2 separate regions of the Mus musculus genome follow, and region 1 is linked to region 2. A link is a loop called in an ENCODE intact Hi-C map of the cell type or tissue named here. Cell type or tissue: gastrocnemius. All regions are shown on one strand. Each heading gives the region's core, and the rest is flanking DNA. Links, peaks and the distances in the headings are about the cores only.

Region 1 (15,279 bases), core at 3,433-11,432, 150 kb after region 2:
TTTGAGGAACACGTATGAATTGTCTTGTCTTCATCTGTTGAGGGGAGCATGTTTCATACGTGTGATGGTGAGGACCCACAACACCATCTACAGAAGGAAAGTCCTTGGAGTCGGTGAGAAGCAAAAGTTCAGTATGGTTCTAGAAAAATGGGTTTCTTTTCCACTTTAGTTTTTGCAGTATTGAGGATAGACCCTAGGGCCCTGCACAGGCTAAGGGGCCTGGTTAGAATTTATTGTTAACCTAGGAAGAGTGAATCTTTGCTGAAGAATTGCCTAGGTCAGCCTGATCTGGGGTCATGTCTGTGAGAGATTGTCCTGAGTGAGGAGAGGGGCCCCTGCCCACTGAAGATGGCTGGATACCTACACAGGTGGACCTGTGCTGTACAGGAGAGCTGAGCCTAGGCCAGTGAGCCGTAGCCTTCCATGGTGTCTGCCCTGGCTTCCCTCTGTGGACAGTGACTGGGAAATTAGGCCACAAAAGCTTTTACTCCCTAAAGCTTTTGGTCATGGTGTTTGTCACACTCTTTACCACCAAAGCTACATCCCCAACTCTCTCTCAGCAATGGAATCAACTATACAAAGTCCACTTTACACAACATTGTGCAGCATAAGTGGAGCTCTTGGGTAGTGCAGGAGGTGTGGGGTGCCCTAACCCCACATGCTCCCCCAGGCTTCCTTTCATACTGTTTGCCTGACTCTTACACACTTTCATAGAAACAATAAAATGAAACATTTGACGTTATTGTCTCTCCAAAGCCCAGTTTCTGAGTGAGAGAACAAATCCATTTTCTGGTACCATTGTTTGAATGTTTAGTGGAAAAACAGTCTGAAAAAAACTGTCAGGACATCAAGAGCTTTTGAAAAGAAAGTCTATTTTAAGATGACACTGACGACTCCCGGGAGCTTGGAGAAAAGAACAAACAGAATGAAGGAAAGGAGAAGCTCCCTGATGGAAGTCACAGTTGACAGAATCATTAGTGTCCTGCCTACGTGCTGTGTGACCGGCAGGGACAGTGCTGGCTCTAGCTTGGAGGAGTTGGCTGTTGGCTGTCTGTAAATTGTGCTGTTCTAGGAACCTGTGGAGTCAGGTGGCTGAACACTCTGAGGTACTTTAAAGACTCCAAGTGGCTTAGCGAATGTCACACTGCTGAGTTAGGTCTCAGTACGGCTCATGCTTGAGGGTCCCTGTGGTTTGGCATGGGTTGTGCTAATGTGGGAGAGAGTGGGTGAGGGCTGTAAGTGAGCCTCCCGTCCAGACTGTAATGACCCCAGAAGGCAGCACAGAGCTCTAGCCAAACACAACACAAGCAGGTGCCAAGAGGCGTGGGCAGCCTGCAGACCCCCTCACCAGCTGGCACCTCTGAAGGCTGCCGAGCACATGTGGAGTCCGGGGCTAGCTGCAGGAAGACTGAATTAAGAACTGTCTGGAACTCAGGCAGGAGCTTTAGATTGCACTACCAATTCCCAAAGATGCCGGGTGATGCCATCCTGAGTATTTCACACACCATCATCGATTTGCCCAGGAGTCATTGCTGGACCTTATTCTTCTTTCATAAACAAGAAATTAAACATGTAGACAGACTAAGTGGCTGGGAATAATGATATAAAGAATATCAAATATTTCTAAAAAGAGATGAAAACGCACGCATGTAGCCGGAGTCTGAGAGACAGAGCCTCAGTCCCACTCGTCCTCCTCTGCACTGTGTGCGCCTACTCCTCATGTGCCCTCCAGGGCACCTCTGCAGCTGTGTACCCGCATGTACCCTAGTTAGGAGCAGGAGAAGATCTCACAGAATATACGACTCCATCACTCCTCTGTTCTCTACAGAGGGGGCCTGGGAAACCCGTAGCCAATCAACTCTCAAGATGTGTAGGAGGGGTGGCAGCAATAGGACAGTCTCCATTACATAAGAACGGAGGGGAGGCCTGGAAAGAGCTTGTGATGGGGATGTTGGGGCAGGTTCAATGCTTTTGAACATTAGGTAAGATGTGGCTATTTATACTGACCCATGGCTGTCTAGCCACCCATTGGTCAAAATGGTTTAAATAAACATTTTCTATTAAAAAAAAAAAAAACAAACCCAGATGCAATCACATGTGAGGTCCCGGAGGGTCAAGAGATGGAAAGTTTCAGAGTGGACAGCATGGAGAGTGCGCTTTAAAAGGCTGACCACCTCTGGCTCCCACAGGAGGAAGTAGTGCGTCTTACAAGCTGTGCAATGCTAGCTCGGAAGCATCCCAGACTTCCCGTGTCCTGTCCTCACCCTGACAGAGTGAGTCTTTGATTGGGGTTCTGGGAATGCTGGCAACTACAATAGAGCCAAGAGGGACTCTTACATAGTTCCCCGGGTTTCGGTGACCACGAGGGATAGCATTGCTGTCATGAAGGGAAGCAGAGCTTTCTCGTGCTCAGCCGTGTGTTAGATGCATTTATCCCTGTACTGTGTGTGCAGAGCCTTGCAGCCCCGCGGTAGTCATGCTGGACGCTGCTCGCTGCTCCCCACTGAGCCCTGAAAGGCCATTGTCCCAGAGACTACACAGGAACCCTGGGAGAGCCAGTGGACTGCACCCTTCACAAGGAGCCCAAGGGAAATGGGAAGCCAACTGGTCTCTTGTTTTTGCGTAATACAGAGCCATGGCATGGGGCACAGTCTTCAGGTACAGGTGGGGTGCCTGCTTAAATGGCAATGGATTTGAGACTCCGTTGCTCAAGGATTGTTTTATCCATTAAAGAGTTTGCATGCTTAGGTTGTGTGCCCTTCACAATATCTGTACATACCATGGCTCTCTCTGGCATGTGTTGGTAGTCAGGTTTTCTGCTGTGATGCCTGTGTTTTCTATGGACAATCACAAGAAGATGAGGTGGCTCCTACTGGCTGGCGACATTGTAGAGTGGGAATTGCCTCCCTATCCTCAGACCTCTGAAATGGGGGATTTGATAGCAAACTGCACAACAACAAGCTGGAAATGGTTTGAGCAGAGGGCAGCTTCCTCTCGGGTGAATTGCCATGCCAGCTGCGGATGTATGTTATTGTTGGCTCACTGTTCACAGGATGCTGTGCGCAGACCTTGGCTGCTGATGGGATGTCAGCGTTCAGAGGCACTCGGTGAGGATGCCCAGGAAAATGAGAACAGGCTTCGGAGTTTCCAGGAAACCCTGCAGTTTAGCATCACACAACTTACATGTTGCAGTGCTTTGCTCTGTGGGAACTAGAGGTTACTGGGCCCTTCAGTTATGTTACTGTTAGTTAGAACAGGTGAAGCAGCAGCCATGTTCCCTGCTGCTGAGAGAATGGTGCCTGGAGCTCTGGGTGGAGTCTGCATCCACCTTACCGGTACTGACCCTAAGTGACCAATGACGCTCTACCACTGGAACCATTACCTTGAATTTCTCCTCGTAGTTCTCGAAGGCTTCCATGACCATGCACACTGCCTCCATCGAGCGCTCTAGCCGGCGATCCACCCCGTTGAAGCGGTACATGCTGCCGGAGACGTCCACCACCAGGCGCAGGCGCTTGGGCTTCTGTTGTGGACTACCCAGCTGAGGGAGGGGATGGCAGAAAACCATGGTCAGCTGGCTTCTTGCCCAGGCTCTGAGGTGGCAGCCCAAGGTGGGCAGGTCTGTACAGGGCTGTCCCAGAGGGTGGAGGTAATGGCGGTACCCTAGTAAGCAGATGTCAGACTGGCTGCACAAGGAAAAGAACTGCCTCTGGGATATGGTAAAGCTACCGTCCGGAGGTTGACAACTTAAAGATAATGCATTTTAGAAATGTCAGCCTGGGAGGATAGAAGCCCCACGTCCTTTACTCTGTGCGTCAGCATCCCTACGCAGTCACTTGAAGGTCATTTTTCACCTAGGCTGAAGAAATACCAGACTGTTACAGCACAGTTACGTGAGAGGTGGCCTGGCCAAGAGCGTAAGCGTTTTCCGAACGCCTCTTTAGAGCTTTTGGGTTTTCTTCTGCTTGCTGAACTTTTTTCTTTTTCTTTTCTTGGCAGTTAGAGTGGCATTGAACCGCTATCTGGCAAAAATTACTGATTAAAATGTGAAATCTTAGAGATCAGCTTGGGGCCCAGACCCGCCAATGCACTTTTTTTTTAGATTGTCAGTAATAATAAATAAGAAAAAGTCCAGATTATTCTACTATTATATACTTGCTGGCATGCATGAAATATGATAGGCAGAACTAATAATTTCAAGAAAATCCTGTAGAGGGTGGTGAGATGGCTCATGAGATGGCTTGGTGGCTAAGGAACTTGCCATGGAGCCTGACTACATGGGAGAAGGAGAGAACTGAGTCCTGCATGCTGTCCTCAGACTTCCATATACCTGCTGTGGCATGCATGGCTCCTCCCCTGTGTGTGTGTGTGTACATCACATATATGCATATATGCAGGATAAATAAATAACTTAAGATATCATGAATGTTTAGAGAATAACAGTAGGAAGCAAATCTTATACATCCCTTTAAACTATGTTGAGTGTCCCTGATTAGAAGCAGCGTGGCACACACGTGTGCATGACTAACTCACAGATGTGTCCACAACTTGCTGACCACAGTGAGTCAGAGAAAGCAGCTGTTGACTCATGGCAATGACATAGAAATAAGACCTCCCAAATTACTACCAGATCCACTCTGAGTAAACATTACAGAGAGTGACACTCCTGTCCTCGCTCGTTGCGCCCCGGCTCCCGGTGGCTACTCACCAGTTTTGATTATTCAGGGCGATAGAAAACCCCAAAGTTCACTAGGATTCAATAGTTGACCATGTTGCCACAGTCTGGTGAATACTTATTTACTACAATTAGTATAACTTAAGAGAGAATTCCTTGTTTCCTACAAACTGAAGGCATGTGATAGACACAGATTGTTACAGTTCAGGAGAGCAGGAGACCGTATGATTGCTCTGTTTCTCTCTCCTGAAGACTCCTCTGGGATCCACAAGCAGCAGGGCATCTCCCATCCCCACATCCTCAGAGCACCCACTCTGCATCTGGGGAGTGGATGGACCTGGAGGTGGCCGCATAGGTAGCTTTTGGCTTCTGGCTTTCTGGCTACTGGCTGGTGCAGGGCTGGTGGGCAGTGCTTGTTCTTGGTTTCTTCTCTGAGGTGGCTGGACTAGGGTAGGAAGGCTGGCTTCCCCTCCACTGAGGACCATAGCACCGTGAACTACCCTCTTCTGTTCTGATATAAACTAGCATCTTCCGGTTTTACTATTTATTCCCTTGCTTCGCCTGGTTGAACCTTAGGTCACAGTCTGAACTCTGGTGTTAACTCCTCTAAATTTGGTTAAAGCTCACCCTGCCTTTGCTGGTTTTGATGCTGTTTTGGGAAAGGGTGTCTGTACGTAGCCCTGGCTGTCCTGGGCTCACTTTGTAGATCAGTGTGCTTTCAGCCTCTGACGCTTGAGGGTCAGGATTAGAAGAGTGCATCACCATGCCTGGCTCTTGCATTGCTTGTTCTTAATATTATTCTATTTTGTGTACGTGTTCCATATCGTGAGCCTTTTTAAAAAAAAGTTATGTTTCCCATAATGCTTTCTGTAGTTGCATATTTTGGGTTAATGGTGTTTTGACACAACTCATGAACTCTGTACAGAAGGCTGAACTATGTGGATCTGAGGCTCGGGGTTCCCCATTATTTACCTGGGGTTCCAGGTCACCCCGACGTTTGTAGATGGACTTTTCTCCCGCCAGCCCGTCAATGATCTTGGCGTCGTCCAGTTCTCCGGTAGCTTGGTGTCTTAGCCACTGTCTTTCTTTGCCTTTAGCCTGCAATGTCACCGACAAAGACACATGAATCTTTACGTGCTTAGTGCTACAGTTCTTTGACACACTTTCTTTCATGAATAACAGGAAATACACCGGGATCCTATCAGTCAGAGAGGTCTCTGCCAGAATGTGGTCACATGGCCTCTGCTCTGCTTATGAGAAAGGCCTTTGGAGTGTGGTTTCTCAGCTGTAATTGTTTTAACACATGGAACAATACAAAGAACTTGCACAGAGGACATACGAACAGGAAGACGGTATGCAGATGAACCCCAAGGGAAAGTTCAATGTCTGGAAATGTAATGATGACGTATTTCTTATGGATTTTCTGTTACAGGGATCCCAGAAAATTTATTAGGTAACAAAACAATCAGCTTGAACTTGTTAACGGTGACAGAGTCTGTGCGCTGAGCTTCAGCCGTCTCCCTTCTGCATGGGAATTTAGTCAGGTTCCCGAGACTGTGTGTGCAAACTGGAACAGCTGGGGAGGATGGGAGCCGCCTGTGTGACACATGGCTCTCCGCTTTTCTAGGTCTGGAAAGCATCTGAACTTTTTGGAAGGTACTTCCACAGCATGCTTTGCCACAGTAACACAACTGTGCCAGACAGCCCAAGCAGACAGGTAAAGGATAAAAAAAACCTCTGTGCTGGATAGTTTTATGTCAGCCTGACACAAGCTAAAGCCACCTGAGAGGAAGAGACCTAAACAAAGGCCTCTGTAAGATGAGGCTGTGGACAGTCTGCAGGGCATCTTCTTGGTGACTGATGCGGGAGGGCCCAGCTCATTGTGGGTGGTACCATCCCTGGGCTGATAAGAAGGCAGGCTGAGCAAGCCAGCAGGCAGCACCCCGCCACTGCCTCGGCAGTAGTTGCTGCCCTGTTTGAGCTCCTGTCTTAATAATGATGTAGAGGGATAAGCTAAACAAACACTTTCCTCCGCATGTTGCTACGGTGTCTCATCGTAGTAACAGAAACCCTAACTGACTAAGACGAACTCTAACATCCCAAGGAAGGTGCATACTTAAGAGAGCCCATGACCGCAGCTACATTGCGATCTATGCTAAAGGAGCCTTGGGAATACAAACCAGACTTTAGGACACACTCTGTCTCAGAAATATAAAAATATGGGGAAGAATGGAATTAGAATATTTTCTATTTCCTTTATGGTGACAGGAGGGGTTTAAATTTAGTTTTCTATAGCTGTGGTAGGCATTAAAAATTCACTAAAAGAACTTGATGTGGCATGGGACTGAAATCATGCCGGGCTAACATGGCCATGCAGCAGCTAACAGAGTGGGTGGGGAAGCCTCAGGGTCATCACCTTTGATTTATGAAAATTAGTGAATAAAGGTTTAACAATGGTGCATCTGTTACCTAACATGACATACAATTTTATACCAGTACAAATCCCATATTCCTCCTGAGCCCAGCTTAAGAATTCAACTTTCGTACCATTTTGATGACAGCTAGCTACTGCAACTATGTCACATTCATTCACTTTTTCTTTATTTCCCTAGTGGCTAACCATGCGGGAGTCAGTCCTCGGCAGTGATGCCCAGCAATGCCAGGCCTCCAAGGAAGCCTGCGGTATCACCAACCAGTCACCAGAATGACAGGAGCCAAGTCCCCATCCCTGCTTCAGGGGTGGTGGCCTGAGAAGATTGTGGGAACGAAGGCTCAAGGTTTATATTTGCCCTCCTTCCTGTCACTGGTAGCTACATATCTTACCATGACTTTCCATGATCTGAGCTTTGTGCCAGGATACACTATTTCTGTGCACTCATGGAATTCTTGCCAAGAATATACACGTGGGCCAACTGCCCACCAGAATTAAAATATCCATGTTGGTGAGCTACAGGTTTCTTTTTTTTTCTCCCCCATTACAGGTTTCTTTATTTCATATTTACATTAATATATAATATTCATTTATAATTTTGATAAAGGAATGATACTCCAAATATATAAAATTCTCTTAAAACCCATGTTCTAAAAAGTTAAAAATGGGCAAAAACCTATGGGAAAACCTGTTACACTAAATGGGCATATTGTCAAATTACATTCTTACTATTTATGTTTACAGTCATAGATCAGTGCTGCCCTCAGCCTTGCTCAGAGAGCTTCTTATTGTGGTGGCAGTGAATGCTGAGGCACCACTGAATGCGCACTCTCTGGGGGGCATCGACATCTCCATGTTTAAGGCTCAGGAAACAAAGCACAGGAGGGAGAGCTGAAAGAAGGGTGAAGGGTGTGATGGGTGTTATGAAATGACACGGCCGTTGCATGCACAGACTAACAGCAGCTACCACTACCTGCAGAAAACACACCCAAGACGAGCTTTCAACACCCCATCGTGGGTGGGAGCAGGGCTCGTGAGGTCCCACCTCTATCCTGAGGAGTTACTGGCAGTTAATGGTTGCTATAGCCACTGGCAAGTTGCCCAGAGTCCAGCAATAACCCTATAGCCATCTTCACATAAGCCGCCCCCCCCCATACCCGTAAACTCAGGGGGTCTCTAAGACAAGACACAAAGCTGGAGGGAACCTGCTGAGAGGAAGTGTGTGTGTGTGTGTGTGTGTGTGTGTGTGTTGGGGTGTATGATCAAAATACATCATATACATGAGTCTCAAAGAGTAAGTCTTTTTAAAGGCCAACACCTTAGTACCAGTGTGCCTTCTTTGCTGTGGGGCCTGCTCAACTGTACATGTGAGAGCACGTCTGACATTCTCCACCATTAGATTAAAACAGCTATGAGATATCATCCTATGCCTAGGAATGGCCCTGATCCAAGCCGCTGACAACACCAAGTGTGGGCGAAGAAGGGCTGAGTGAATGAACGCTCACTGCCGGTGGAGCTGCTATAGCCACTTGTGAAGACAGTTTGGCAGTTTCTTGTAAAACAAAACTCACTCTCATAATCCAGCAACTGCAAGCCGTGGTATTTACACAACACGTAAGAAACTTGCATCTACACACACAAACACACACAAATTATACATGGTGTTTTATGCATAACTGCAAAACCTTGGAAGCAACCGAGATATAACTGGGTAAACTGTGGTATGTTCTAGCAATGGAATATTATTCAGCATCAGAAGAAATGAACCATTACATCTGTAGCGCTCTTGCTGTAATAAAGTGAGTAGAACGCTGTGGTTTGTTTCTTTATGCGTGACCGTACGGGGCTGGAGAGGTGGTTCAATGGTTAGAGCACCTAGTGCTTTGTAGAGGATTCACATTTGGTTTCCAGCACACTCATCAAATGCTCACAGCAACCCATAATTCCAGTATAGGGGGATCTGATGCCTACTTCTGACCTCTACAATGACTGTACTTATATAATTTTGAAAAATTAGCATAGTGAAGACTGCCATATAGGTGTGCCTAATTTAAGAAAGTTTTATAAAAAGACTTTAAAAACCTTTACTGTGAGGCAGCCCTCAAGACCACAAAGTGGTTGTTAACAATTTCTGACCCAGAACTTGTAACAGAGGACAAGAAGTTGATTCCTAGTTGCAGGTGCCATGGACCTTGGACAGGGAGAAAGCGGCTCAGATATCGAGTGCTGTAGAGTCATGCGATTCCGGGGAGCCTTGGTGCACAGATGCAGCAAAGTGAAGAGTTTTTCTTTCATGATAATAATTATGACAATTCTTTTAAAACACGATAAAAGTGTTTCTTTCTGCTTGGACATGGGTTACTGTTACTGCCCTTGATGGGGAAGTTATTTTTCTCTTAGAATATCCTAATTGTTATCTTTGGTTATCACCCAAGACTGGAGAGTTTAGTCTTAATTTTCTTAAGCGGCCCTTATTTTCCTGTAATGATCATCATCCCAAAGCATTCTCTAGCACAAAGACTGTTTCCTTAAACTATGTCAAGAGAAGACTAGGACTTTGGGGCTGGCAAGATGGCTAATCCAGTAAAGGAGCTTGCGGTCAGCCTGAAAACTCGAGTTCAATCCCTGGGACCCACTTGGCAGAAGGGAGAACTGACTCCAGAAAGTTGTCCTCTGACCTCCACACATGCATTATATGCATGTATCTCCCCGTACACACGCACACACGCACACACACACACACACACACACACACACAAATGCAATAAAAATAACTGTCCAAAGACCCAGCTACACCACTTCTGGGTGCTTTGTTCCAGATTTTACATTTCCTCTATGTATTCTGATGGCCCCAGGACATGAGACTCGGACACTGTATAAGGTACTCTCATGATGCTGAGGTACTCTGATGCTGAGGTACTCTGTAATGCTCTTACAGCCCACACATGCGGGCCTTCTTCAGCTCAGAGCACTTTCTTACCCTTTCCCTGGACGCTTCTCCAGAGTTTTTGTTTGTTTTAAAATTTTATCCGCTGGGTGTGGTGGCACATGCCTTTAATCCCAGCAATTGGGAGGCAGAGGCAGGCGGATTTCTGAGTTCTAGGCCAGCCTGGTCTACAGAGTGAGTTCCAGGACAGCCAGGGCTACACAGAGAAACCCTGTCTAGAAAAACCAAAACCAAAACCAAAAAATAAAATTTTATCCATCGCTAGTTCTTCAGTGTTCACTTCCGTCTAACTGGCTTTCTCAAGTTTTCACTTGTTTCCTCTGTGGTCTGCACTTATGTCCTTGCTTCTTTGTTTGGAAGAGCCACTGCAATGGGGCCAACTTCCAGTGTCTGCTTTTCACTGATCTGATTTTTGTCTTAGTTACTATTTTCTTGCCATGATAAAACACACAACCAAGGCAACTTATAAAAGAAAATATTAATTTGGGGTTCACAGTTGTAGAGGGTGAGTCCATGACCATCACAGTGGGGAACATGGCAGGCAGGTAGGCAGGAAGGCAGGCGGGGGCGGGCAGGCAATTGTGCTGGGGGCAGAAGCTGTGAGCTTACATCTTGATCCACAAGGAGGCAGAGAGCAAGCTAACTGGGAATGTCATGGGGCTTTTGAAACCACAAAGCCCATCCCCAGTGACACACCTCCTCCCACAAGGCCACACCTCCTAATCCTTCCTAAACAGTTCCACTAACTGGGGATCAAACATTGAACTATGGGAGCCCATGGGAGCCAGTCTCATTCAAACACCAGTCTTCAAGCCAAGCACATCCTGGAGCTGGGCTGGCTTCTTTACCATCTTATCTTTCTGCTTGTTGGAGCCACTGCATGTGTAGGCCTTTCTACTCTCCCTCCTCCCCAGTGCTGCAGTGCTCCCCATGCTGCTGCTAGGCATGGACAAACCAGAGGTTAAGTGATGTGTTTCTCCCCAGCTCCAGTTAGGTTTCACACGCTTGCTAGCTAATTTTCAGGAAGTTGGTTTTTTTTAAAAAATTGTCTTTGGTATAAGTTCCAGACTTGGTAGAAATTCTTCAAAGCTTCTTGCATGTTGCTAGCACTCTCCTGTAGGGATGAGGGTTTCCACACTCATTTCTTTTATCCAGCCTTTAGGAACTTTATCGCCCTTCCACCTTTCCCCTTTGCTCAGGTGTCTGCAGAGCAGCTCAGGACCTCTCAGTGGTGGCTCTAACTTAGTGGGAGCTGAGCATCCCCAGTGGCTGACTGGGCACTCCAGTATGCAGTAGGGAGCTTCTGCATGGGCACAGATGGTACCTCCACACTCTTGGACTAATCTGCCACCTCTGGCTGTGTAGCAGTGAACTCAAGGGCTGGCATGGTCCATTCGCCCTGAAATCCCTCCTTGGTCACAGCCTTCTCAACAGCAGCCTGCTTCTCCTCCTCAACCTCCCCAGATCTCTGTAGAGTAAACATCAGATGTAACCTCCCACAGGTCTTCATGGGAGATAGTGCTACACGTGTGGAGTGTTTCCTGGTCCAGCATCCACCATGTCAGACTCACCATGAGTGAGCTCCCTTGTTGTCCCATGAAGTGGCAATATCCACCTAGCCCAAAGGAGTCTGCTTTACACACAGCAGTGGTGGGCAGGTTGATGTAACGCCTCTGTGAGAGGATGGCCGTCAGCCCTGGGATCACTCACCACTAGAAGCCATGGCTCCCTGAAGGTTGCTTGGATCTGGTTAGTGAAGGTCCCTACGCAGCCAGCAATGGGAGTGGCTCCAGTGGCAGCAGTGACCTTCAGCATGGCTCACTGGTCAGTGTTCCTGGAGGAGAGGATGTTGACAGCAGGGTTCTCGATGGCAACCACAGCCCAAGCTGAAAGCAATGGCCTCTCCCAGGTCCTTCTTTAGATTTATGATGTAGATATCATCACTTTTCCTTTCGCAGACATATTGCTTCATTTGAAAGTCAGGGCTGGTGCCACCTAAGAGGGTTCCTTTGGCAAGGAAGCTGAGGACATACTCCTCCTTCATTGCAGGACATCAAAGGCTCCAGACAGACACTGTAAGTTTCCCTTTAAGTTACAATGGGAATGAAGAACACTGCCATATCGACCTGTCCCTGGGTAGCATTGAAAGGCTCTACAATTTACTTTTTAGTAAAATAGTAAAACTAGCTTTCTACTTTTCAACCACTTTACTGTTACTCAGTGTCATTTCTTTTCCTGTTGCTGTGGTAAAATACTCTGACTAAAGCACCTTATGGACAAGCCCCTTCCGCTCCACTCGAGCCCCGAGGTACCTTGCCAGCGGAGGTGCCCGACACCCGTAAGGGCCCACACAGGATTCCCCACGGGATCCTAAGACCTCTGGTGAGTGGAACACAGCATCTGCCCCAATCCAATCTCGCGGAACCTGAGACTGCGGTAAATAGGGAAGCAGACTACCCAGGCCTGACCTGGGGCACAAGCCCCTTCTGCTCCACTCGAGCCCAGAGGTACCTTGCCAGCGGAGGCGCCCGACACCCGCAGGGGCCCACACAGGATTCCCCACGGGATCCTAAGACCTCTAGTGAGTGGAACACAACTCCTGCCAGGAGTCCAGTTCGAACACCAGATATCTGGGTACCTTCCCTGCAAGAAGAGAGCTTGCCTGCAGAGAATACTCTGCCCACTCAAACTAATTAGAGAGCTACCCTCCCAGGTCTGCTTATAGAGGCTAACAGAGTCACCTGAAGAACAAGCTCTTAACAGAGACAACTATAACAGCTAGCTTCAGAGATTACCGGATGGCGAAAGGCAAACGTAAGAATCCTACTAACAGAAATCAAGACCACTCACCATCATCAGAACACAGCACTCCCACCCCACCTAGTCCTGGGCACCCCAACACAACCGAAAATCTAGACCCAGATTTAAAAACATTTCTCATGATGATGATAGAGGACATCAAGAAGGACTTTCATAAGTCACTTAAAGAATTACAGGAGAGCACTGCTAAAGAGTTACAGGCCCTTACAGAAAAGCAGGAAAACACAGCCAAACAGGTAGAAATCATTAAAGAAAAACAGGAAAACACATCCAAACAGGTGATGGAAATGAACAAAACCATACTAGAACTAAAAAGGGAAGTAGACACAATAAAGAAAACCCAAAGCGAGGCAACGCTGGAGATAGAAACCCTAGGAAAGAGATCTGGAACCATAGATGCGAGCATCAGCAACAGAATACAAGAAATGGAAGAGAGAATCTCAGGTGCAGAAGATTCCATAGAGAACATCGACACAACAGTCAAAGAAAATACAAAATGCAAAAGGATCCTAACTCAAAACATCCAGGAAATCCAGGACACAATGAGAAGACCAAACCTACGGATAATAGGAATTGATGAGAATGAAGATTTTCAACTTAAAGGGCCAGCTAATATCTTCAACAAAATAATTGAAGAAAACTTCTCCAACATAAAGAAAGAGATGCCCATGATCATACAAGAAGCCTACAGAACTCCAAATAGACTGGACCAGAAAAGAAATTCCTCCCGACACATAATAATCAGAACAACAAATGCACTAAATAAAGATAGAATATTAAAAGCAGTAAGGGAGAAAGGTCAAGTAACATATAAAGGAAGGCCTATCAGAATTACACCAGACTTTTCACCAGAGACTATGAAAGCCAGAAGAGCCTGGACAGATGTTATACAGACACTAAGAGAACACAAATGCCAGCCCAGGCTAATATACCCGGCCAAACTCTCAATTACCATAGATGGAGAAACCAAAGTATTCCACGACAAAACCAAATTCACACAATATCTTTCCACGAACCCAGCCCTTCAAAGGATAATAACAGAAAAGAAGCAATACAAGGACGGAAATCACGCCCTAGAACAAACAAGAAAGTAATCCCTCAACAAACCAAAAAGAAGACAGCCACAAGAACAGAATGCCAACTCTAACAACAAAAATAATAGGAAGCAACAATTACTTTTCCTTAATATCTCTTAATATCAATGGACTCAATTCCCCAATAAAAAGACATAGACTAACAGACTGGCTACACAAACAGGACCCAACATTCTGCTGCTTACAGGAAACCCATCTCAGGGAAAAAGACAGACACTACCTCAGTGTGAAAGGCTGGAAAACAATTTTCCAAGCAAATGGTCTGAAGAAACAGGCTGGAGTAGCCATTCTAATATCGGATAAAATCGACTTCCAACCCAAAGTTATCAAAAAAGACAAGGAGGGACACTTCATACTCATCAAAGGTAAAATCCTCCAAGAGGAACTCTCAATTCTGAATATCTACGCTCCAAATGCAAGGGCAGCCACATTCATTAAAGACACTTTAGTAAAGCTCAAAGCACACATTGCACCTCACACAATAATAGTGGGAGACTTCAACACACCACTTTCATTAATGGACAGATCGTGGAAACAGAAACTAAACAGGGACACAGTGAAACTAACAGAAGTTATGAAACAAATGGACCTGACAGATATCTACAGAACATTTTATCCTAAAACAAAAGGATATACCTTCTTCTCAGCACCTCACAGGACCTTCTCCAAAATTGACCATATAATTGGTCACAAAACAGGCCTCAACAGATACAAAAATATTGAAATTGTCCCATGTATCCTATCAGACCACCATGGCCTAAGACTGATCTTCAATAACAACATAAATAATGGAAAGCCAACATTCACGTGGAAACTGAACAACACTCTTCTCAATGATACCTTGGTCAAGGAAGGAATAAAGAAAGAAATTAAAGACTTTTTAGAGTTTAATGAAAATGAAGCCACAACATACCCAAACCTTTGGGACACAATGAAAGCATTTCTAAGAGGGAAACTCATAGCTCTGAGTGCCTCCAAGTAGAAACGGGAGAGAGCACATACTAGCAGCTTGACAACACATCTAAAAGCTCTAGAAAAAAAGGAAGCAAATTCACCCAAGAGGAGTAGACGGCAGGAAATAATCAAACTCAGGGGTGAAATCAACCAAGTGGAAACAAGAAGAACTATTCAAAGAATTAACCAAACAAGGAGTTGGTTCTTTGAGAAAATCAACAAGATAGATAAACCCTTAGCTAGACTCACTAAAGGGCACAGGGACAAAATCCTAATTAACAAAATCAGAAATGAAAAGGGAGACATAACAACAGATCCTGAAGAAATCCAAAACACCATCAGATCCTTCTACAAAAGG
Region 2 (15,279 bases), core at 4,499-12,498:
GTAGTCTAGTCTTACAGGCGATTGGGTAGGAATTGTGTTTTCGTGGTTGAGCTGCTTGGAGACTTAGCAAGCAGCTACTCTGAGAGGTTTTCTTCAAGGGAGGAGGACTTGGCAGAGTACACACTAGAACACAGCACTACCTCCCTCACAGCCCTTCAGTGAAGTTTTAGATCTCTCAGATGAGACCTTAAACTACAATTAAACTATTAACTCATAGTGCTGTTGGACAGTATTTGAGGGGAGCCCTTTTTGCCATATCTACATCATGGAATCACTCCATTTCTCAGTGTCAATATGTCTGTAAATCTACCTGATATAAACCCAGAGAGATGATTTTATTTAGACAGTTCTAATTAAAGTGGTTTTCCTTTATTTCTTAGATTCATAGCTATTGAAGAGGAAAAAAGATCACTGTAAAATAATGCCAACCTAGACAATGCTACAATAAATTATTTCATGCAGAGTTGCTTGTTTATATCTTTTATTATTTTGTATCCATACTAGAAAAATATTTTTTGGGAAAGTAGAAACTTAATCATCTCAATCTTTTCAAGTTTATAGAAAATGTGACTGTCAATAACCAACTTCCAGATATGCTTTGGTGCCACAGTAAATAGGATTCTTTGGTGTTTTAAAAGTATAAAATGGGGCCAGGCATGGTGGTACACTTCTTTTATCCCAGCACTTCAGAAGATCTCTGAATAGGAGGCCAGTCTGCTCTATAGATGGAATTCCAGTCCAGCCAGGGATACGTGTTGAGACACTGATTTAAAAAAAAAAAAAAGAAAAACTAATGGCTATTTGTCATGAACTGTCCTGGCAAGTAAGAAAAGGATATTGGTCATGGACTATCTGTCCTGGCAAGTAAGTCATTCCTCTTAATGCCAACAGGATGCTGGTTGAATACACTGGAAACTGCTTTCAACAGCAGCCTTTCAAAGGCATTGGTGTGGAGGGTGGTGCAGAAGAGATGGCTCAGGAGTACACACTGGCCCAAGTTCGCTCCTTGCACCCACTCTGGGTGGTTTATAACAGTCAGTGGCTCACAGCCTGAGGATCTCACATCCTCTTCTGGCCCCTGTAAGCACTTGTACTCATGCACAAAACTATACACGTGGATAATAAAATTATTTTAAAAGTTTATTATTTTTAACTATTTTCTTGGATAATTTAGTGTTTCTGAGAATTCAGTGTATGTGCAGTTGAGATGTGAGTGGTCAGATGTAGGCCCGTGGTACTTCCTAAACTTCCCTTACCTCAGCCAGAGCTGATGTGTGGGTAGAATGGGGAGGGGAGTTGCTTGGCATTGATATCCCCAGAACTGCCTTGCCAAGATCATGGTTAACCAGGTCTATGACAGAAACGTAATCCAATTTAAAAGAAAAAGCCAGTATTGGAAGATTTCTGTATATGTGCACTTGTTTTCTGGCTTGCCTCTTCTAACTCTTCCAGTCTCCCTGAACACATCTATTCTCAAGTTCTGGTAGTTTTAAATCGCAGATCTCCCTCCTGATTTACTTCTTGTGCTTTGGTCATAGATAACTAGGTAACTCATCTATACAGACATCATCAAAGGTCAGGTCAGGTCCTTAAGCTGTTTCTCAGCAATAAAGTTACATAGAAAGCTGGTGCCAGAGAAGTGGGCATGCTATGGTTTAACCCTGCCGGGTGGCTCAGAGACCTTTGGTTTGAAGGAGGAGTGTTTTGCCAGCATCTTAAAGAGTTACAGGGTCACAGAGGTTTCACCAAAGTTCGAGAAAGCAGAAGAGCCAGGGCTAAGTTCCCTGCAGGGAATCCCTGAGCAGGTGATTCTAGGATGCTGGAGATGCCAGAAAGATGTTTGGTGCTGGAAAAAAGCTGTGGGCTCTGTGAAGCTACCCCCAAGGTAGCTTGTGCTGTGAATGGTAGGTCTGGGCACATAGCTCTTCAAAACTCAGATCATGACACTATGTGACCCTGATGGCACATGGAGCTTCAGGGTTTCATGTTTTCTCTGCGAGTGTTCATCTTGCTTTGACTCACTGTTCCCTTGCTGTGTCTCATTCTTTCCTCTCGGACTAGGAATGTTGACCAGGAATGAATTAATAGGGAGTATGCATAACTTGGTTTTCGATTTTACAAAATTTCCAACTAAGAGAATGGTTTTGAATGTCAGAAGGTATTTTAGACTTTTGAGCAATACTGAGACCTTATTAAGACCATAGGGACTTGAAGTTGGACTGAATATATCTTTTTAAAAGAAAGATTTATTTATTTTATGTATATGAGTACACTGTAGCTGTACAGGTGGTTGTGAGCCTTCATGTGGTTGCTGGGATTTGAACTGAGGACCTCTGGAAGAGCAGTCAGTGTTCTTAACCGCTGAGCCATCTCCAGCCCCTGAATATATCCTAAATTATGGAATTTGCAGTATGAAATGAGAGCTGTGGATTGCGTGCTATGGTTTGAATCAGAAGTGTCCCCCACAGGCTTATGTGTATGCGTTCTGGTCCCAGCTTGTGCTATTTTAAAAGCCGAGGAGCCTTTAGGAGTTGGCAGAAGTTAAGTCAGTAGGCCCTTTGAAGACAATACCCCCTCTGCTGCCTGTCTGTCATCATGAGCTCCTCCACCCATATTCTCTGCTTTGATGGACTGAGGGCCGTGAAACCATGATCCACAGCAAACCTCTCCTCCCTCATGTTTTTGGGATATATTTGTGTCACTCTGATAAGAGAGTAGCTAATCAGTTCTATTCATGAAATTGGGATTTCACCCAAGCCTGCTAATGGCAAAGCCAGACCAGAAACCAGGGTGTGTGGCATTCCTGCCTGCATGCTTCCTTCCTGGTGCTACCGCTCTGGCCCAGACCCGCATGGGTAGCCAGAGCAATTGCAGGAGGGTTAGCTGCTTACTGATGCTGCAGGTTCCGGGTCTCCCTGCCTGTGCCCCGCAGGGCCACTTCTGACAGAACAACTCAGTGCCAAGTGTTTGAGACTTCAATAGCTTGGGTTTTTCAGATCGTTGGCCTGTCCCGTCACTTTCCTTTCCTGGTCTCATAGTTGTCCCATGCAGCACCCAGTGCTGAATAATTTGCTTAGCCTTGCTAAGACTTAGTTATCCTGTCAAATGGGAGTTATAATTTCTACCTCAGATCTGTGTGTGTGTGTGTGTGTGTGTACATGAGTGTGTACATGAATGTAGTGACTAACACATAACTGATGAATAAATACTAATACCTTACGATTTTTATTTATGTGTGTGAGAGACAAACAAGGACCGAGACAAAGAAGCAGAGAGACTCGGGGGCCAGGGAGGGAGGGAGGAGAAAGCAGGCACACTCGTGCCACAGTGCTTGTGTGGAAGTCAGAGGACTTTTGGGTACTGTTTCTCTCCTCCCACCGTGGGTTCCAGGGATCAAGGTCATGTTGTCAGGTTTGTGTACCAAGTGCTTGTACCTGCTGAGCCACCTTGCCAGTTCTAAGTACCAGCTCCACTCTCCTGATGGAGACTGTCAGTCAGAATCTCTTTATCTCTACGCAGGGCATGCTTTCCTTCTGCTGTGCTCCCCGCCCCACCCCCCGCCCCGCCCCACCCCTACCCCCGCGCGCGCTTCCTGTCTGCGGTGCATCCGCAGGCATTTCCTCCTCCCAGAAACATTGCCTGTTGTATTCTAGTAACATGCAGTTTTTATATCTATTTACTGTTTTACCACCCGTCACAAAAATAATACCCAGCATTCATCAGGTATCTTTTGTGCAGCTAGTACAGCGGCCAGTCCTTTGTGCACATTTTCACAACAGTCCTATGTCACAGCAGTCGAGGATCGGGCTGTATGTTAATTGCATGTCATCGATAAAGTAAGTCAGTGTAGCACAGTGAGATCTTTGTGGCTGTGAACTCTAGCATTCATTTTTACACTCCTGGTACGTCCCTATATGTAGTGTGAAAATGCTTGTTGAATGAGTAAATGCTGTATTTCTTCCTCTTCTTCCATCCTAACTGAAGTGGGTTGAAATTATTTTTGATAGTTAGGAAAATAGATATAAAGAATTTTGTTTCAAGTAAAAGAAACAAAGCTAAATAAAAGTTATTAATAGTATCTGCATCACCCACTGGCAGATATTTTCTTTTTTATTGTGCCATTGCTTTTCTTCTATTTTGTAGGTTTTATCTAGTTATTCTTATTTTTTGAAATTATTACATCATTTCCCTCTTCCATTTCTTTCTTCCAAACCCTCCCATATAACTCTTCTTGCTGTCTTTCAAATCCATAGCCAAAGGTATTAACTGTTGTTATATGTATATGTGTATATGTACATACCTATATTCTTTTTTAAAACATTATTTATTTATTTATATCCCAAATGCTGTCCCCTTCCAGTCTTCCCTCACAAAGTCTCTCCCTATATCCCATCCCCTTTTCCTCTGAGAGAGTGGAGCCCCGTGGGTATCCCTCCAACCCTGGCACATCAAGGCTCTGCAAAATTAGGCTTAGCCACTGAGGCTAGCCAGGGCAGCCCTGTTGGGGAACAGATTCCACAGTTAGACAACAGCTTTACGGACAGCCCAGCTCCAGTTTTGGGGGAACCCACATGGAAACTGAGCAGCATTTAATTGGTACATTAATGTGGGGAGCCTCAGACCACCCCATATAGCTCTTTGGTTGGTGGGTCAGTCTCTGAGAGCTCTCAGTATTTACCAACAGGTTAAGATGACTGACAGGGAAGACCAACAGGTTAGTTGATGCTGGGGAGTTCCTACCCCCTTCAGGGCCTTCAGTCCTTTCCTCAGCTCTTCCATAAGAGTCCCTGACCTCTGTCCAATGTTTGGCTGTGGGTATCTGCATTTGTTTCAGTCCGCTGCTGGGTAGAGCCTCTCAGAGGACAGTTATGCTAAGCTCCTGTCTGCAAGCGTAACAGAGTATTATTAATAGTGTCAGGGATTAGTGCTTGCCCATGAGATGGGTCTGGTTATTGGTTGGCCATTCCTCCAGCCTTGGCTCCATGTTTGCCCCTTTATTTCTTTTAGACAGGACAAATTTTGGGTCAAAAGTTTTGTGGGTGAGCCGGTGTCCTTATCCTTCTACTGAGGGGTGCTGTTTGGCTATAGGAGGTGACGTCTTCAGGTTCCATAACCCCACTGTTAGGTGGCTCAGCGAAGGTCACCACATTGTCTCATACCTATATTATATCTTAAATACAATGTTCTTGGTCTGTAGAATGTTACTTATGTGTGTACCATTTGGTATCAGATAACCAATTGCTGTGCCCCTCCCGGAGGAAAACTGTTTCTCCGACTTTCAGCATTCTTTAGTTGCATGTAATTCTTTATGCAGAGTGTAGGGTTTTTTCTTTAAAGAAAATTAGTAATTATAAAGATTGAAAAAAATACAAAATAAATAGAGAAGGACAAATTTGATTGTACAACCTGTGGCAACCCAAGAAGAAAAGTTCCGAAGTCAACTCAGTTAAAGACTAAAGAGATTCTGATGTGACACTAATTACAATTGTTAGTAGTTTACTGGTTAAGACTCATGGTTTAACCAACCAGAAGACTCGAGATTCTTATTATATTAATTGCTTATAAGAAGCACAATGGAAGCTAAAGTTAAAAGTAAAAGAAATAGATGAAGCATGCTAAAGATGAACCAGAAAAAAGAGATCCACACCAAAAGGTATGCCAAACGTGACTAGTTTAAAAAGACAAGATGATGCGCCCCAGTTAACTTTCATGTGCTCCCTGTTGCAAAGTGTATCAAGTTATCCCCACCATAGGAAGTCAAAGACAGAGAAAATCCTACATAAACAAAACCCACATTTCTTATAGAAAGATAGCAATCAGCACCTACGTTCTTTCCAGGAACCAAACAGAAAAGAGAGTGGGTGAGATAGAATTCTAAAGGATCTGAGAGGGAAAACAGTCTAAAATTTTGTGTCCAGCAAAAGTATCCTTCAGATGTGGAGAGGTCAAGGTTTAACCAAACAAGTCTGCCTTGCTCCTTAGTAGGTCTATCTTACTACAGCTGTTAGGCATTCTTTTTTTGTTGTTTTGGTTTTTCGAGACAGGGTTTCTCTGTGTAGTCCTGGCTGTCCTGGAACTCACTTTGTAGACCAGGCTGCCCTCGAACTCAGAAATCCACCTGCCTCTGCCTCCCGAGTGCTGGATTAAAGGCGTGCGCCACCACACCCAGCTCACTGTTAAGCATTCTTAAGAGAGAAGAAAAACTGGAGTGGTTAGAAACAAACGTCCAGAGTGTTAGAGACAGAATAAACTAAGGCAAAGCTGCTCTTTTCCTTTCTTATTTGATTTGTAGAGCTTACAGAATACAACGTAGGTTGAGTGATTGTAATTTAGGGACTCGTGGGATGAGTCGTGGAGATGAGTGAAGGATAGGAAGAGCTGGGGGCTCTGGTCCAAGGCACCTGTGTGATCTAGGATTTTTGGTAAAGTGATAGTTGAAAGGGGACTAAGAGCAGTTGTAAAGCTATGTTGCAAACTCCAAGGCAACTACTATTCAAGAGTCTTGTATTTGAGAAAATAGAAGTGTAGCTAATAGACCAATGGAGGATACACAGTGGGGAATGCTGCATTAAAGAAAGCCAGAGAAGGGGAAAAGGCTAAAGGTTAAAGGGTTGTGGAGGGGGTGGGGGGGGTGGGGGTGGGGACAGCAGGATGGGTGGAAGGATGAAAGGAAAGAAGGAAGGGAGAGAGGAAGGAAGGAAGGAAAGAAGGAAGGAAAGAAAGGAGGCAATAAATAAATCCAATACCATCAAAGAGGAAAAGCATACAATACAAAAGACAACAACAACAAAAGTACAGCTGTCGGACAGTCCTTTCTGTGCATCTGGGTAGCTCTGGCCACCTGTGGATGACCACTGACATATGACCAGTGAGTATGAAGAACTGCTTTTCAATGTTTAACTTTAAATGCAAAGGTTTTTTGTTTGCTTGGTTTCTGTTTGAGACACTGTGACTGTGTAGCCCTGGCTGCCCTGGAACTCTCCATGTAGACCAGGCTGGCCTTGTGCTCACTAACATCCACCTGCCTCTGCCTCCAAGTGTTGACATGAAAGACCTGCACCACCAAGCCTGACATAAAGACCTTTTAATATTTATTCACTCTGTGTGTGTGTGTGTGTGTGTGTGTGTGTGTGTGTGTGTGTAGCTTGCAGGAGTCAGTTCTCTCCTTCCACGATAGACCCTGGAGATAGAACTCATTATCAAACTTTTTTCCCAACAGCCATCTTGCTGGCCCCTTCACCTAAATTAAATAGCCATTGGGGACTAGTGCTAACATTAGGCAGTTCTTCTCAAAAGGGGCATCATTTGCAGTTCCTCCACCAAAAGGGACACCTTTTTCAAACCTTGCAAGATAGCTGTGTGTCCTAGAAGTTGTCTCCTTTCTAGCTTGCACCCTTGCTGCAGCGTATTTATCTACCATAATTGTCATCCTCATTAGACACGACTCAAAGGTAACAGTTTTCTTAAGGCCACACAATGTCTCAACTCCGGGTCTGACCCAGACCCATCCCTTTCAGCTTTGAACTGCGTTCTTGCCTGTCATCCCCAGTAATCTCGTAGTATCAGGCTGACCTGGTGTGAGGTCCAGGTCCTGTCTGTCCAACAAGAAAGCCCCTGAGAACAGGTCCCAGAAAACCCCATAGAAAGTGCTCATAGCTGTTCCCTGACTTCTATCTATGTTTATATGCATCGTTGGTTCAGGACCGTGGTTTCTGAAATGATGCAGTTGGGCGGTCAGTTCGTTATTTCTCCCACTAGAGGGCAGGCTTTCCAACTCAGTATTATTTACCTTATTTGTTTATTTCTTAAGAATGAGCATGTGTAGTCAGGTGGTGGTGGTGCATGCCTTTAATCCCAGCACTTGGGAGGCAGAGGCAGAAGTTTGAGGCCAGCCTGGTCTACAAAGTGAGTTCCAGGACAGCCAGGGCTATACAGAGAAACCCTGTCTGGAAAAACCAAAAAAGAAAAAAAAAGAACGAGCATGTGTGTCTGTGCGGCAGGTTGAGTTAGTTTTTGTCTTTGCTCTTTGGGAGCAGGTTCATCACCTCGGGTGTTTACCACGGATGCTTTTCCTCTTTGATGGTGCGTGGGTTCCTGATCCAGTAGGTTGCTGGTGGCTGCCCTCTGTAGAGATGAACAATTCCACGAAGCTTTTACTAAGTACAAGTCTGTTTACCTGACATTAAATGGCAGCGTGAGCATTTTGTGTGGGAAGACAGTGTTGATCTCAGGGTGAGAGGAATAGGGCTTGGCCTCAGGCAGGGTCCCACCCTCCTGGGCTTCTACTTCTTGTCAGCATATTTTCTAGGAAACAAGATTCTGTCATGTTTTCAAACTGGAAGGCTCATTTTGGTTACCTCACTGGTACCATCCCAGAATAAGTCATACAGGGTAAGACGGATTGGTTTGTTTCTTAACACTCAACCCAGAACACTCTGTCAACAAACATTTGTGTATTTTTCCCCTAACAAAGACCAGGTCCCTGATACTAGCTGGGTGTCTTATACTTCATGTCAATTCTGACTGTGTCTGCCTGAACTTAGTAACATCAGCTCCCACAGGTTAAGGGCTCCAGTCCCACAAGACGGCTGAAGTCTAGGTATTCAGTGCCTCTGACTGACTGGCTGGAAATCCTTGTGGTCCTCTCCTCCAGTTGGATCATTTGTTAGAACGGTCCTAGAGCTCAGGGAAGCATGCACTAACTTGTTTCTTTTCTTTTCTTTTCTTTTCTTTTCTTTTCTTTTCTTTTCTTTTCTTTTCTCTTCTCTTCTTTTCTTTTCTTTTCTTTTCTTTTCTTTTCTTTTCTTTTTGTTTTTTTGAGGCAGGGTTTCTCTGTATAGCCCTGGCTGTCCTGGAACTCACTTTGTAGACCAGGCTGGCCTGGAACTCAGAAATCCACCTGCCTCTGCCTCCCGAGTGCTGGGATTAAAGGCGTGCGCCACCACACCCGACTACTAACTTGTTTCTTATAGAATATTAGAAAGGATGCAGGTGTTCAGTCAGATGGGAAGAGGTGAGGGTGGAGACATCGCTTTCATGAGTTTGGGTGCTTCGCTCTGCTAACACTTCCAGAGGATTATGGGAACCTAGAAGGCCCTCAGCCTGGCTGTAATGGAGAATACATTAGGTATGGTAGACTGAAAATTGGCCAGGAGCAATCAAGCCTATATTTAGGCTCCTTGCAGATGGGATGGTCTGGGGTCAAAACCCGAGCCGTCTGACCCTGTCATTGGCTTTCTCTAACACCAGCCCCAATTTGAGGCTCTACAAGATCCTCAGTCACCAGTCACCTCATTAGGACTTGGTTCCAAAGCATCATCTGGGAGGTTTCAAGGTTTGTAGGTGCTGTGGACCAGAAAACACCACCAGGGCCAAAATTGTTGTCGACATTTCGCAGTTGACTTAATTAGGAGTAATTTTGTGTCATGCATTCATCCCATGTACAGAACACTGCCTGGTATGTAAATCCATTTGTTGAGTTGAAACATCCATTTGGCTCTTTCAAAGGTATTTCAGAGAATTCTATTTATTTGTTGCCTTCTATTCTTTTGGTTATCATACAAAGGCATGGGCTGGTTTCACTGTGACATTTTTGTACGTACGTATTTTTATTTTGTGTTGTTCTTTATCTCTCTTGCCTGCCTGCCCCCAACCATGTTCTGATTTCTTCCATATTATACTAATAAAAGGAGAAGTCCATCAAGAAGGTGTGATACTTGTAAATCTGTATATACCAAACATTGGGACTCCTGGGCTTATACTACAAACATTAGCCGAGCATAGTGGTGCATGCCTTTGATCCCAGCACGGGGGAAGGGGTGGGGGGTGGGGGTGGGGGAGGGGGCAGAAGGATCTCTGTTCTACATCAAGAGCTCCACAACTGCCAGTGCGACATAGAAAGACAATCTCAAAACAAGCTCATGGAAACTGGATACAACTTGGAAAATGTAAGCCAGGGCTTCGAGCCTTGCATATATATATATATATGTGTATATATATATATATATATATATATATACACATATATATATATAGTATTTGCAAATTCAGGAATGAACAAAAGAGAGAAAGAAAGAAAACTCAGACTCCTGTGTAGAAGCAAAGGTCCAGAGACACTGACTTTCTAGTCTGCTGTTTTCTCTCCCTATGGGTCCTCTGTAGTGTTCGAAGCACAAGGGACCTGCTGTTAGTTATTCCTTCATGCAGAATCTCCTACTTCTCACCAGTGTGTTGAGATCACAGACAAAGCCTACCTTTTCAGTACATAATGCCCAAGTCCAGCGGGAGGGTTCTGATTAGCAATGAGCTCAATACAAACACTGTGCTGTAGAGCCTTGGGCAGAATTCCAAGCTGTCTTGAGTTGAGCTTCAAGCATTGGAGACTGGAGGGGAGCAGAGGTGAGGAAAGTTGATCAGCTGGCAAGGTGGGAATAGTATTCTGGCGATTTGAAAGGTAAAACCTAAAGTTAAAGTTTCATTACTGCCCTAGCCACCTTCCCTCCAAGTCTGCCGGCTTTATACGCTGCTCCATCCATGTCCACGGGGAAACTAGGTCGGAACAGACAACTTCCCTCTCCAACTGTTCATTAAATCACAATGCTTAGTTCTTGTTCAGTGGACACTGCCCAACACTCCGAAAGCCTGCTGCTCCTTCTGCTGGCGCTTGGGGGTCCCAGGATGCAGCGCTTTTCTTGCTAGTGTCTACAACAGCTCCTTAAACCATTTTATTTCAGAGAGTCTGTGGCCTCTAGCATGTGTGTGTGTGTGTGTGTGTGTGTGTGTGTGTGTGTGTATGTTGGTGCATGCACACTCCATCTCCTGTCCACAGCAACTGTTTCATAATTATTCACCCTTAAATATATAATTAGAAATGTTGATGGGGAAAAAAAAGAGTAGAGGAGATGTGATTATACCTGGCTGAGTTGGGAGGAGATAGAAAGGGGGAGGTCAGAATAGGGGCTTGGAGCAGAAAAGGATGAAGTCCCAAGGCAGCAGGCCACAGCTTCCACTCCTCCCAAGCTGTCATGTGATGGTTTGGTCTGCCACTTCCCAAGATATGCTTGTTTATGTTAAGGGGGAGTACCAACAGGAATGGGGTAATATTTGCTGAAAGTCAATTGTGCGCATTTATTTTTAAAAGATTTATTTATTTTATGTGTACGAGTACACTGTAGCTGTCTTCAGATACACCAGAAGAGGGCATCAGATCTCACTACAGATGGTTGTGAGCCACCATGTGGTTGCTGGGAATTGAACTCAGGACCTCTGGGAGAGCAGTCAGTGCTGTCAACCCCTGAGCCATCTCTCCAGCCCCCAATTGTGAACATTTTTAATAAGGGAGAATTGTGTTTGATAAGGAGAATTTATTGGCTTTCTAGTATAAACACTCCAAACCCTGTCTTGAAAAAACCAAAAAACCAAAAACCAAAAACAACAACAACAAAAAGAATGCTAACTGGAAATGGCCTGGGATTTTGAAACCTCAAAGGCCCCCAGTGACACATGGAAACTTGGTGGCATACAAGCAGACATGCTGCTGGAGAAGGAGCTGAGAGTTCTGCATCTTTATAATGAAGGCAGCAAGGAGAGACTGTGTACCACACTAGGTGTAGCTTGAGCATAGGAGACCTCAAAGCCCACCCGTAGAGTGACACACTTCCTCCAACAAGGCCACACCTCCTAATAGTGCCACTCATTTTTAAAAAATCTTTCTCGTTTTTAGAAAAGATTTATTTCTTTATTTATTATATGTAAATACACTGTAGCTGTCTTCAGACACAGTGAAGAAGAGGGCATCAGATCTCACTATGGATGCTTGTGAGCCACCGTGTGGTTGTTGGGATTTGAACTCAGAAGCTTCGGAAGAGCAGTCAGTGCTCTTAACCACTGAGCCATCTCTCCAGCCCCAGTAGTGCCACTCTTATGGGTCAAGCATTCAAACACATGAGCCTCTGGGGTGACCATTCCTATTCAAACCCCCACAGGGACCACTGTTGTTCAAACCTCACATTAAGCAACTCCATTCCTAAAAAGATGAGATTCCAGCTCCACACAGTTGTTCACAACAGCACTACTTGTAACAACCAAAAGAAAAAGAAAAGTAATTTTCCCAACAGCGGCTGAGCAGCTCAGTAAGTTGTGCACATCTCTACAGTGGAGATGTTATCTGGCATTGAAAAGCTGAGGTGCTGGCACACGCTCCAGAATGGACGAACCTTGGGGACTCAAAGGAAAGAAGTGCCAACTTGTCTAACTCCAGGCTAGGAAATGTCCAGGAGAGACAACTCACAGAGATGGGGTCAACCGATGGCTTTTAAGAGCTGGGTGTGTGTGCATGCGGAAAGGATGGGGAGGAAATGTCGATGGAGTGGACTTTCTTCTACAGGCTTGAAGTTTTCCTAAAGATGGGGCCAGCAAGAGGGCTCAGCAGGTGAAGGTGCTTGTCACCAAGTGTGGTGGCCTTGAGTTGGATCCTTGGAACCCACATAGTTGAAGTAGAGAACTTACCCTTGCAAATTATTCCCTGAGGACCTCATGCATGCTGTGACATACACACACACACACACACACACACACAGAGAGAGAGAGAGAGAGAGAGAGAGAGAGAGAGAGAGCATCAAATGAGTGGGATTTCTGTGAGGTTTATCCAATACAGTGATTTAAGAAAGAGGAATGGAGCTGTAAAAGCTGTATATGTGCTTCATGAAGACAGTACAGAAATACCCCGCACACCAAGAAGGGAACTGGAGCCTGGCTCCTCGGGCAGCCTTCAGCACCTTTGGAAACAGTCTGTACTCATCCATGCCTGGGACATTCTCTGCTGTGGTACTCATAGCCACAAATACGCCAGTCCACTGTGGGCCTAGACCAGTCCATCTGTTTTAAGAAATATACGTGCAGAATATAGCCTGTGAAATATGAGGCAGAGATGCCAGTGGGTGCCAAAGAAATTCAAAATGCTCATCGGACCAGTGCCTGGAAGGAAAGAGGGCACTGTCATGAGGGAGTGTGTGAGGTGCTTCTCTCAAAGCTGACCCTGCCACACAGAGACAGTGCAGGCTAGCCATACATCTTCCATGATCACTCTGCTCAGAGCCCCTTGAAGAGTCAATACCGGTATCTTTTGGGGGTGGTCACAGTTTATTCCCTCAAAAACATCCTATTTTAAAAAAAATGGAGTCAGCATAAGACTTAGTGCATTAGGTTTCTATATAAAAGAAACATATGTGAGACCAGGGATGTGTGTGTGTGTGTGTGTGTGTGGTGCAGCTTAGGTGTGGCACTCTGGTCTCCCATGTGAGCCCTGGGGTCCAGCCCTAGAACTGAAACAAAAGAACAAAACAAACAACAACAACAACAACAAAAAACACAAAAATATTGAAAATCTGGGTTACGGGATCCAACTTTCCTGGGGTGTCTGTGGGGGAGTCCTCGCCCTTAAAAACTATTTATTGTGTACTCCTCTGCTCTCTAAAATAATTATAGGATCCCTCCTACGCTTTTCATTCTAAGCCCGTAGAGTCCATTGCACCTTTTAGTTCCTGGGCCTAGCGGTGTCGAGAGCAGAATCTACCTCTAGGTGGAGACAGGCCCTTGTCTCTTGTCTTAAGGGTTAATTCAGCACTGTGGCAGGCCAGGGACCTGGCTGGCTAGGGGACCATAAGAAGGCCGCTCACCTTAGACAGAGTGCTTTTTCTGTCCAGACTCTCGCTCCCCCACCCCCACCCCCACCCCAAGCCCACAGTGTAGCCCCTACAGCCAGCAAAGTTGCCAGGAGGCTCAGGGATCTGTCCCTGTCTGATGGCCGACATAGAACACAGAGCTATTTGTTTTTCTTTTCTGCAGTAGGACCAGGTCTTAAGTATTCTTTCGAAACTCCTTAACCAAAGCTCTGGGCTTCCTAACACCTTTTCTAAGCATCCCCCTCCTGGAGGGTGGCTCACCTCCGGGCTACTTTATCTCAAATAGCTTGGCTGTTTTTCTTCTGTCCTCCCTTCCACGCAGCCAGGAGATCCGTAGCTTGCCTGCCTTAGGGTTCTCCTTCTAGACTCTAAAAACTGTCCTCCGGCTTCTGTGTGTTCAGGGGGTTGGGGGTGGGGATGGATGTGGATTCTATTTGTGTCCCTAATTCTATTAATGAAACTAAGAAGCCTGAGAGAGCAGAACTTGGTTTCCCAAGTATCATGTGACCATGGGTGGCCAACACCCACCCTTCCAAGACACTGGCCACGCTCTGTCCTACTTTAAATTCTTTAATTAGGAAAGCAACTATGGACAGAAAATAAAAATACATCTCAAAAAAATAATTTAAAAAAACCCAAGGTTCCAGGCCAACCTGGGTTATATAGAGACCCTGTCAATCAAGAGTCAGAGAGAGAGAGAGAGAGAGAGAGCTCGATCATCCTTATTCCCTTATATAGTAGAATCTAAACTCATGTACTAAATTCACCTATTACCTATTTAAAGTGGGGGGGTCACTGGAGAGAGGGCTCAGAGATTAAGAGCATTGACTGCAATTCCAGAGGTTCTAAGTTCAAATCCCAACAATCACATGGTGGCTCACAACCAAAGCAAGCACTCTGCTGACCGGGACATAATTTTTCCTTTAAACTTATTCTTTCATACCAAATTTTCTGTTCTGTTTTTGATTGAGGAGTTTTCATAATTCTCTAGAACCCAAATCTCTATGTAAATTAAAATTAGAAAAATTTATACTTGCAAAGACTACCAGGCTGTAAGCAAGTTAAAATAATTTATGTGTGTTAGATGTTTTCATAAATGGCCAACATAAAAGGAAAATTTTTATTAGGCTTTCGAACTCATAGTCCATGAATCCTATGACATATACTACATATTAATGGATATCATTTGTCTCTCTTTACTTCATATATACATATATATGTACACATACATATATATTATATATTTATATTTATAAATAAATATATTATATATTTATATTTATAAAGATATGTATACTTTATATTTATATATATAATCAATATATAGTGGTTAACTTTAAGTATAGGAAAGTGCACATGAGTGGCAGGTGGTGTCCATTTGTTACATTGTAGTAACCACTTCGCCTCTTGTAACATTGTTACACTTCACAAGCACTTGGTAAATCCTCCTCCTGCCCGGTATACTATATTGTACAGACCCAGGCAGAGCAATCAACATCACCAGTTCTTCGAAGTTCTCAGCCCTTCTTTCTTTTTTTTTTGTTTTGCTAAAAATCCTGTTGATCTTTCCTGGAACACTCTAGTAGCTCCTTCCTGA

What was found. Peaks named below come from ENCODE experiments on the same cell type or tissue, not always from the same donor. Only the 100,000 strongest peaks of a DNase experiment are listed, where the experiment ranks them.
Region 1: a loop joins it to region 2, with 2.7 times the contacts of the local background. A loop is called at or near these places in 13 of 42 quality-filtered maps.

Annotation. Positions count from the first base shown.
Region 1 is chr14:79,171,235-79,186,513 of GRCm38, reverse strand. Vwa8 (von Willebrand factor A domain containing 8) reads right to left here. Exons shown (of 45, transcript NM_027906.1): 41 at 5,648-5,773; 42 at 3,383-3,541. It overlaps Gm4632 (predicted gene 4632), which reads left to right. Exons shown (of 3, transcript NR_152203.1): 2 at 6,303-6,392; 3 at 7,288-7,621. It also overlaps the pseudogene Gm18081. Among named protein-coding and RNA genes, the nearest start is that of Gm4632, 20 kb to the left of the region's middle. In gastrocnemius, for the core only: no CTCF peak of the experiment used is centred there; DNase peaks (open chromatin) are centred at 3,543 and 8,196; H3K4me3 peaks cover 192 bases; H3K27ac peaks cover 4,102 bases.
Region 2 is chr14:79,319,691-79,334,969 of GRCm38, reverse strand. It overlaps Naa16 (N(alpha)-acetyltransferase 16, NatA auxiliary subunit), which reads left to right. Exons shown (of 20, transcript NM_025832.2): 20 at 1-463. Among named protein-coding and RNA genes, the nearest start is that of Rgcc, 26 kb to the right of the region's middle. In gastrocnemius, for the core only: a CTCF peak has its summit at 7,751 (motif pointing right); DNase peaks (open chromatin) are centred at 7,744 and 10,660; H3K27ac peaks cover 920 bases.